2 separate regions of the Homo sapiens genome follow, and region 2 is linked to region 1. Evidence: chromatin loops called from intact Hi-C (ENCODE). Cell type or tissue: GM12878. All regions are shown on one strand. Each heading gives the region's core, and the rest is flanking DNA. Links, peaks and the distances in the headings are about the cores only.

The links. Peaks named below come from ENCODE experiments on the same cell type or tissue, not always from the same donor. Only the 100,000 strongest peaks of a DNase experiment are listed, where the experiment ranks them.
Region 2: it touches region 1 in a loop (5-fold over the local background); 1 of 110 quality-filtered maps calls a loop at or near these places.

The regions. Positions count from the first base shown.
Region 1 is chr3:106,181,804-106,186,208 of GRCh38, reverse strand. All of the region lies in intron 2 of LOC105374027 (a long non-coding RNA gene), which reads right to left. Among named protein-coding and RNA genes, the nearest start is that of CBLB, 310 kb to the right of the region's middle. RefSeq lists an enhancer at 1,754-1,803. In GM12878, for the core only: no CTCF peak of the experiment used is centred there; DNase peaks (open chromatin) are centred at 836, 1,128, 1,522 and 1,988; H3K27ac peaks cover 2,875 bases.
Region 2 is chr3:106,300,153-106,304,557 of GRCh38, reverse strand. LOC107986112 (a long non-coding RNA gene) reads left to right here and starts at 287. Exons shown (of 3, transcript XR_001740840.1): 1 at 287-368; 2 at 3,493-3,796. In GM12878, for the core only: no CTCF peak of the experiment used is centred there; a DNase peak (open chromatin) is centred at 1,867; H3K27ac peaks cover 3,789 bases.

The DNA of each region.
Region 1 (4,405 bases), core at 281-4,280:
AAAAATTAGAACTGCAGTAAGAAGTTCCTGTTAGAGACATGACTCAATCTCTCAACTCCTATGTGGCCGTGGAAAAATTGGTTTATCTGGCTGATAAGCCAGGTACCTTTTTCTAAGTACCTTGAAGTGGCTGACCTCTAAGATTCCTTGAAGTTATGACAATCTATAACTGGTATGGTGGGCAGTCTCACCAGCAAGTGACTTTTGTGGTCCCAAATGTTATTATTTAAAGGGGTACAAGTCAGATACTCTTTCTGCAAATTATCAGCCTTACTGACTATTGACGTTTTGTTATGGGTTAAATAGGCATCATACCTAGTTTCCCCGTATTCTCAACTCTCAACAGAGATAGCTACTATTGCTATTCCTATTTCTTTTCAGACAAAGAATTCAAAAGAGATTGAAGTCATTTACCCATGGTTATAAAACCCAGAAGTGTCAAAACTGAAATTTAAACACTGTTTTATTTCAAACTTAAATTGCTGATGCCCAAGCTATATAGTTTCATGGTTTAGTGGTCCCCTCCTGAAAAATGTTTTCATTTTCTAAATTTGAAGAAATCTCCTTTGAAAGGCAAAACCCTTAAGCTTGCTTTGCCCGACACTTTATCCCCTTGACAAGAATCAGGGATGGCAGGAAGACAAAGGGAGGGTCAGAAGGAAGAAGTGGCTCTGGCAGAAGTAGATGGGAAGCCAGCAGGGATGAACTTCACCTTGATCATTATGTTGCCTAAGACAGGTCTGACTTCCAGTTATAATTAAACATGAACATCTTTACCAAGCATTCATTTACTTCATGTGTTTTAGAGAAGAACATTCCACCCTAATGCGACAGAAAGGTTAGAGTTAAACTAGAAAATGAGATTGGAAATCCCATCCAAGCATGTAGCATGCAGTAATCCCCCTATATGGAGGATAGGTTCTGAGAGCCTAAACCCATGGTTAGTACTAAACCCTACATATACTATGTGTTTTCCTACCCATATATACCTATGATAAAGTTTCTTTTATAAATTAGACACAGAGATGAATAACAATAGCTAATCATAAAATGGAACAATTAATATACTGCAGTAAGGGTGATGTGAATGTGGTTTCTCTCACTCTTTCTGAAAATATCTTTTTGTAATATACTCACCTACTTTTAAACCCGCAACTAACCATGGGTAACTGAAACTACAGAAAGAGAAACCACAGATTATAGAATACCACTGTACTCTCTCTGCCCAAGTCCTATCCTCAAAAATGTCTTGATTACTACAAAATGGCTTTTTCTTTTTTTTTTTTAACTTTTTAAGTGAAAACTGAACTATTAAGTTTATATATTTGATGATCTCCTATTTTCTAACTTCTTTCAAAATAAATCAAAGAATATATATGTGAATGTATCTATATCTTTAAATTACTTAGAAAGAAAAATTTTCCCACCACATTTATCTCAGCTAACTCATGAAACTGAACTCATTGTTTCAGTTCCCAGTGAAGTGATATTAACAAGTGTTTTTAGTTGGGGGAGTAAAGAAGGAGGTGCGTATAGATCTAGGGGAGGTGGGAGATGGGAGGGAGGCTAGACCCAGTGAGATGGATAAGATTAGCAGCCTAATGAAGCATCTTGCCATTGAAGCCCATGTACCATAAAAATGCACATACGAATTTATTTTTATAAAAATATAGCTGTCAGCTTACATATTATAATGCAGTTGGCAAAAAATAAGTTAATAAAAAAGTTCTCTTCTAAAATTTGTTAGATTGCCACAAAAAGGAAGCTTTCTACAACGTTTTTTTTTTTTCTTAGAACCCTTGGGTTAATGAAACCTAGTCTGTTACAGTTACTGTTTTTCTTCTCTCTACTCAGCATGGATTACTTGATGTCTCATCTATGGCAGAGTCTGCCAAGACAATTGAGCAAGTCTAGTGTAGAGAACTTTAATGTAGTTGGAACATATCCAGCATCAAACAAGAGTCTGTGTCAAGATCTAAGACTAGCCAGATTTTCTTTCTCAGGTGTCATTTTCTTTCTCAGGTGTCATTTCCTTCTCTCTGGAGTCATTGGGTGTCTGATTCCTTGAGTCCTCAGGCTATCAGGAACTTTCAGAAGAGATGTGTTTTCTCTGGTTAGATAACATGCCTTGGTGCTAATCCTCAAATCTCCTTGAATTCAAGTGTGTCCTGAGGCAAGAATTTTCACTGCTTGCCTGTTTCTGCATCTGAAATTTATGGGTTTTCTCATTCTGAGCCAGTTCACAAGTTGGCTGATGATTGGTGAGATCAATTATCTTTGTGAGAAAGGAGCTCTACAAATGTTAAATTGTACTAAATCATTGAGTAACGTAAAGCTGCTATGTCAAGTTACAGAAAGCAATCAAAGCTGCCTAATGCATCTGTTGCCTATTTTTAGAGCCTGAATCAACTCATGGAGCCAGTTAGGTAACTCACATAATAATAACTGAGTACTTATTATTTTTTAGTCATTATGCTAAAATGTTTCATATGAATTAATTTATCCACCTCATACCAACCTGTGAGGTAGGTAATGCTATTATCTTCCACTAGCAAATGAGGTAATTAGCCCAAGGACACCGATTGATAAATGGTGCACTAGAAATTGAAGCTGAGACTTCAGGTTCCAAAACAATTCCATTGTACTGCTTACAATGTAGTCATGCCCTTTGACCTCCAATAATAATAGAATTTCATGCCAAGACTATTTAGATGTTTAGAGCTAACTCTGAAGTAAAAATGCCTGCATGGCACTGCCAATTGCTAGGTGCCGACCCTTGGGCAAAGTGATATTAACCTCACCTGTAAAATGGGGTCAATAACCGTCCCTGCCCATAGGGTTGTTTTGAAGTAATCCATGTAGAGCATGTACACTAGTGCTCAGTACGTAGTGAGCATTCAAACATTTTAGGTACTATTAGCACTTACATAATGACACTATCATTTCTAATCACATTCAGCTGGAAGGCATGCATATGAATAAACATCAATTCACAGGTCCTGTCTGACCTATTGATTCTCACTTGCTGATATAATCAAAATAAAACAGTAATAAGGCAGTGCAGCCTCTTACACAGACAGCAGCCTGGCTTCGTTCTAAGATTTAAACATCAGTTTAAATCAGCTATTTCAATCCAAGCCATTTTGAATGAGGTAATGGTTTGTGTGCGTTTTAGGAGAAATTACAAAGTAAAGTGAAGTAATGCCTTCATTATGCATATTAAGGGTTTGGATTCTGCATGGTCAGTGGGTAGGAAGATTCTGGACTTATTTCAAACCGCCCTTGTAATTGTATCTGTCTGCCTTTTGTATAAGCAGGTAAGAACTGCTGAAACCTCTAACTAGCCAAAGAATAGACAGAAAGAAACCATGTATATTCACATTTGTTTCCAAATAGCCTATGGAAGCCACAGGGAGTTATGCAACCTTAGAGAGAGAATATTGGAATTTTTTTTGTATTGATGTATTTAATGATAACTCCCTTAAATTCAACCCCCCTAGATTAACTTTGAGTTTGAGTTCAAGCTCTGCTACTTAATTAGATTTGTGACCTTAAATATGCCTTTAAGTTTCCTTTTCCGCATTGGGAAAGTATAAATGATACTACTACCTACTCATTCGTAGTTGTAGCATTTAAGAGAATCTATGCAATTAGTATAGTGACTAACATACTATGTTATCAATAAGTTTTAGCAATTATGATGTTATGAGTATTCTTATTGTATATTCTGCTAGTAATTGAATATGACTGTAATTTAAGCTTGTCTGTCGATTCTGCATAGTATTAAAAAGCTTAGAAAAGAGCATAAACTATGTTTTATAAAAGTTAAGCAATTAAAAATGGCAAGAATATATACCTTTTACTTGCAAACTCTTATATGTCCTTAAATTCCATGTAATGAAAGCCAACTTTTTGTGTGTTTTTTAATCATACAAAATCATCAAACCATCAAGTAATATTTGTAAAGTATCTGCATAAGCATGGTATCACGCTGGGTGCTGCAATACAATAATTAATAATGATATCATGCAAAAACAGTATTTTTCAAGGTTTTAAATATGGTTGTAAACTAATTAATTTTCATTGCAAATATTTTTATAAGAATAAGAAACTCATTCTTGTAAAGCATGGTTTGAATGAACTGGATTCAGATTGCGAGGCAGAAGGGAACTCAATTCTTCTGATACTCAAACCCAAATCCTATCCAGCTTTTAGTCAGTGTGTGGGAACATCAGTAATTTATGTGCCTTCTATTTAAGTTGAGGAGCTAAGATGTTAAGTAAGAGAACTCACATGGAAGAGGCCTTAAATTCAGTTTATCTTAAAGTTTCTCATAAACGTGCTTTTCATCTATGAAGCCTATTCCTGGCATCATAGAAGATTGCAGTTGCTCTCTTTCCCTTAG
Region 2 (4,405 bases), core at 297-4,296, 120 kb before region 1:
AGAATGTAGACAAAAATATCCAAGTATCAACCAAAAAGAGTGAAAAGAAGCAATAGATAGAGAAAGATGAAGGAATAAAAATGTTTTTTTCATCTTTTTTTTAATATTAGAGTAACTAGTATATATTTATATGCTGAAAGGAAACGAAGAAAAAAGTGCTGAGGGCTGAAGCTGGCAGGCCCTGCCAGGTGAGGAACAGTGAAGATAGGGCCACAGTCTGTCTACTCCAAAAGAAACTATCAGCAGAGTAAACAGCCTACAGAATGGCAGAAAATATCTTCAAACTATACATCTAATGAAGGTCTAATGTCCTGAATCTATAAAAAAACTTAAGCAATTCAACAAGCAAAACACAACCCCATTAAAAGGTAGGCAAAGGATATGAACAGATGCTTCTCAAAAGATGACATACCTGCAGCCAACAAACATGAAAAATGCTCAGCATTACTAATCATCAAATAAATGCAAATCAAAACCACAATGAGGTACCATCTCACACCAGAGTTGTTATTATTAAAAAGTCAAAAAATAACAGATGCTGGTGAGGCTACATTGAAAAAGAGATCCTTATACACTCTTGGCAGAAATGGAAATTAATTCAGTCACTTTGGCAGGCAGTTTGGAGATTTCTCAAAGAACTCAAAACACAACTACCATTTGGCCTAGCAATCCCATTACTGGGTATATACCCAAAGGAAAATAAATCTTTCTACCCAAAAAGTACATGCATTTGTATGCTCATTGCAGAATTATCCACAGTAGCAAATACATGGAATCAACTAGATGTCCATCAATGGTGGATTGGATTAAGAAAGTATGGTACATATATACCATGCAATTCTATACAGCCACTTAAAAAGAATGAAATTGTGTTATTTTCAGCAACATGTATGCAGCTAGAGGCCTTTATCCAAAGCAAATTAACACGGGACCAGAAAACCAAACACCGCATGTTCTCACTTATAAATGAGAGCTAAGTATTGGGTACACATGGACATAAATATAAGAAAAATAGATAATGGAGACTACTAGAGTGGGGAGAAAGGGAGGGGAGCAATGGCTGAAAAACTGTCGGGTACTGTTTTACTACCTGGTTGACAGAATTAACTGTACCCCAAACCTCAGTATCATGCAATATACCCAGGTAACAAACCTGCAAATGTACCATTTGAATTTAAAACAAAAGTTGAAATTATTTAAAAAACAGAAAAAAAAACCACTAGTGAAAGGAACAGCATGAGAAAGAGGATATTTATCTGAGAGACGGCTTAGCAGATAGGGTGTTAGAACTCATTGAGAAAGTAAAGGGTTAAAACTTTGGTTGCTAGAGGGTCAGGATATATTGAATGCTGAGGAAATAATTCATGAATTTTTTCCAGGACCAGATATAGGCCCAGAATTTTAACGGATATTTTCTCACCTAATTGTTTTTATTTTCCTCCATGCAGAAAAAGGATAGGTGAAGACTTAGTTTAACAATGAGTAAGGGCATGTGTGGAATAGGGTTATTGCGAAGGTTGAAAAAGCTGTCTGGGTGCATGAGTGATGGAGCTAACTAGAGCCACTGTGGCAAGCAGAATTCCAGATATAGCTTCCTTATGATCTCTTTGCTCTGGTTATAAAATCAAATATGAATCTTGGTACTACCGTGAAGGGATTTTGCAGATATAATTAAAGTCCAAGTCAGTTAACCTTAAGATATGGAGATTATTTGAATGGGCCTGGTTTAATGAGATGAGCCTTTGAAAACTAGAGAGTTTTCTGAGCTGGTGGCAGAAGAGGAAGTCACAGATATCTGAAAGCATGAGAAAGTTTCAGCATGTCATTACTGACTGTGCAGATGAAAGGGGCCACATGAAGAGAAATGCAGGTGATCTCTAAAAGCTGAGTCACTTCAAGCAAATAGCCAGCAAGAAAGTGAGGTTTCAGTCCTATAACTGCCACCAGCAGGCTTCTTCGAACAATTTGAATAAACTTGGAAGCATTTTTTTTTCTCAAAGCCTTTAGTTCAGAAACCAGGTTGGGCTTTATGAGACTCTAAGCAGAGAACTCAACCAAGCCAGCCTGAACTTCTAATGACCAGAACTATGAGATAATACGTGGGTACTGTTTTTAGTGATTAAGTTTGTAGTAATTCATTACAAAGTTTGTAGTAATTCACTACACAACAATAAATAACTAACGCAGCCATATTATGGTGTTTCTAAGATGAAGTTGAGGTCCATAGATCTATATTTATCTCAGAAAAATGGTTTTATCTGGGATCCTTCATCCGCAAATCAGTAACAGTGGGGAGCTGGATTGATTCAGACTTTAAGAAGTGGAATAAGTGGAAAGAAAGCAGGACAAGGTGAAGAGGTCAAGAAACACTACAATGATGGAGTTTGATTTGATGCCGGCTAGAGAAAGAATACGAGTTAAAAGTGAAATGGTATAGAGTAAAGGAGAATGACATTTTAAAGGACTTTTGCTCCATAAATCAGTCTATGTTCAGAGCAGGATAATGAGAGTGAGAATTCTGGGAAAAAGAAAAAACAGAGTGCTTACTACTCTTCAAGAGTTCAGAAATGAAACAATTTTTTGTGTGGCTATAGATTTAAAAAGCTGGTGAAGAGTAGAGGGGAGGTGGCCTGGGCTTATGAAGTTAAAACATCACAAGGCTTACATGCTGTAAGACAAGGATCCTAAAGTCTCCTGGTGGTTAGGGAAGAAGACAATGGTACAAGTGATGAAGTGGTGAAGAATATTTCCAGCTTCAGGAAAGAAGGTGGCATAGCCTAATGACATGACTTTAAAAGAAAAAAATTTATTGGAAAAGTGAAAGAGTAGTGATTTATACATGGTATAGGAAGCTGGAAAGGTGGTGTTTCTAACTTTGGGCTTTTAGATGAATGAGACAGAGAAGAAGGAGTAGCCTCTACTCAAGAGTATTACCGGAAAAGAATGTCGTCCTCAAAAGAGACTTGGGTTTCATTTAACACAAGAAATGAAGGAAAGTATTCTATGAAGCGTCTGAGGGTATTATAGAAAAAAGGCTTCAGAAGGCTAGAAGAAAATAAAATGTAAAATTAAATGGTATTCAAAATGCTTTTCCTTTTATAAGCAAATTTATGTAAATTCTCATTTCAAAGGAAAGAAGGATGGAAAGTAGGAGAGAGAGAGAGAAGGAAGAAAAGAAAGAAAGAAAATATCCAAACTTTTGACTTGGAATTAGTAATAATCCAAATGGAAAATAATTTTGCAGTAGATCCCTTCAGATATAGACAAAGACAAACTTGCCGTGGTAGTTTTAAAATATGTCCATAAATTATTTGATACTCCTTTCTTGAAAAGGTAGAAACTCAGTCTCACTCCACTTGGGCATGAGCTACACTTAATGACTTGTTCCTAAGAAATAATCTATGGCAGACATAATGATGCATGACTTCTAAGACTATGTCATAATAGAAGGCATTGTGGCTTCTTTTATTGTTTTTGCTTTTCTGGAAGAAGCAAGGCGCATCTTACATGGCAGCAGGAGAGAAAAGAGGGAGGAGGGACCTACCAAACACTTTTCTCTTGTTCTGGAAGAACACTTCTTGTTTGTTTTCACTTGTTTTGGAAGAAGACGGCTGCCATGTCATGAGGACACTCAAGAAACCCTGTGAAGAGGTTTCTGTGTTGAGAAACTGAGGCCTCCAACCAGCAGCCATGTGAGCAAGCCATCTTTTAATCCAATCCTCTAGCCCAAATTAAGTTCCCAGATGGGTGCAGTCATAGCCAACAGCTTGAATCCAACACCAGGAGAGAAACAAAGGTACAAACACCCAGCTAAACTGCTTTCAAATTCTTAACACAAAAATTTAAGCATGGCTATAGATATCAAAAACAGCTTGAGATAATTACATTTGTTCTAATCTTTAAGTTTGGGGTTGTTACAAAGCAATAGATAACTAATACAGTTGAAAAAGGTACATGGTGATACTTTCTGGTGTCCAAAGTCAGTGCACCCTTGGGAGGAAAAAAAATCCACAGGCCAATTAGTCTGTGTATCCAACAAAATCATTAAGAAGGTTATTCCTCATCAAATCTCATCTTTGAATGATGACTTCTAAAGCTCTCCACTCACCACAATCTGCCGATCAAATCTGTATCACTGGCACACTATACAGAACTCCACTGCTAAATTTATCTTCTCATTAGGTCAGTCTTGTAAATGTGCTTATAAATTTATAATGGCTCATTGTAGCCTCTTGCACTGAGTTTCAACATTTCTTTCTGATTGAAAGCCTCTCAATTTCTAATGCCCTCTCAACCCATCTTGGCCTGTTTAGATTTATTTTCTATTATTTCTAATACTAATCCTATAAACCAACACAGGTCACCAGATTGACATATCAAGGCTTTTGTCAATTCTATCCCACCC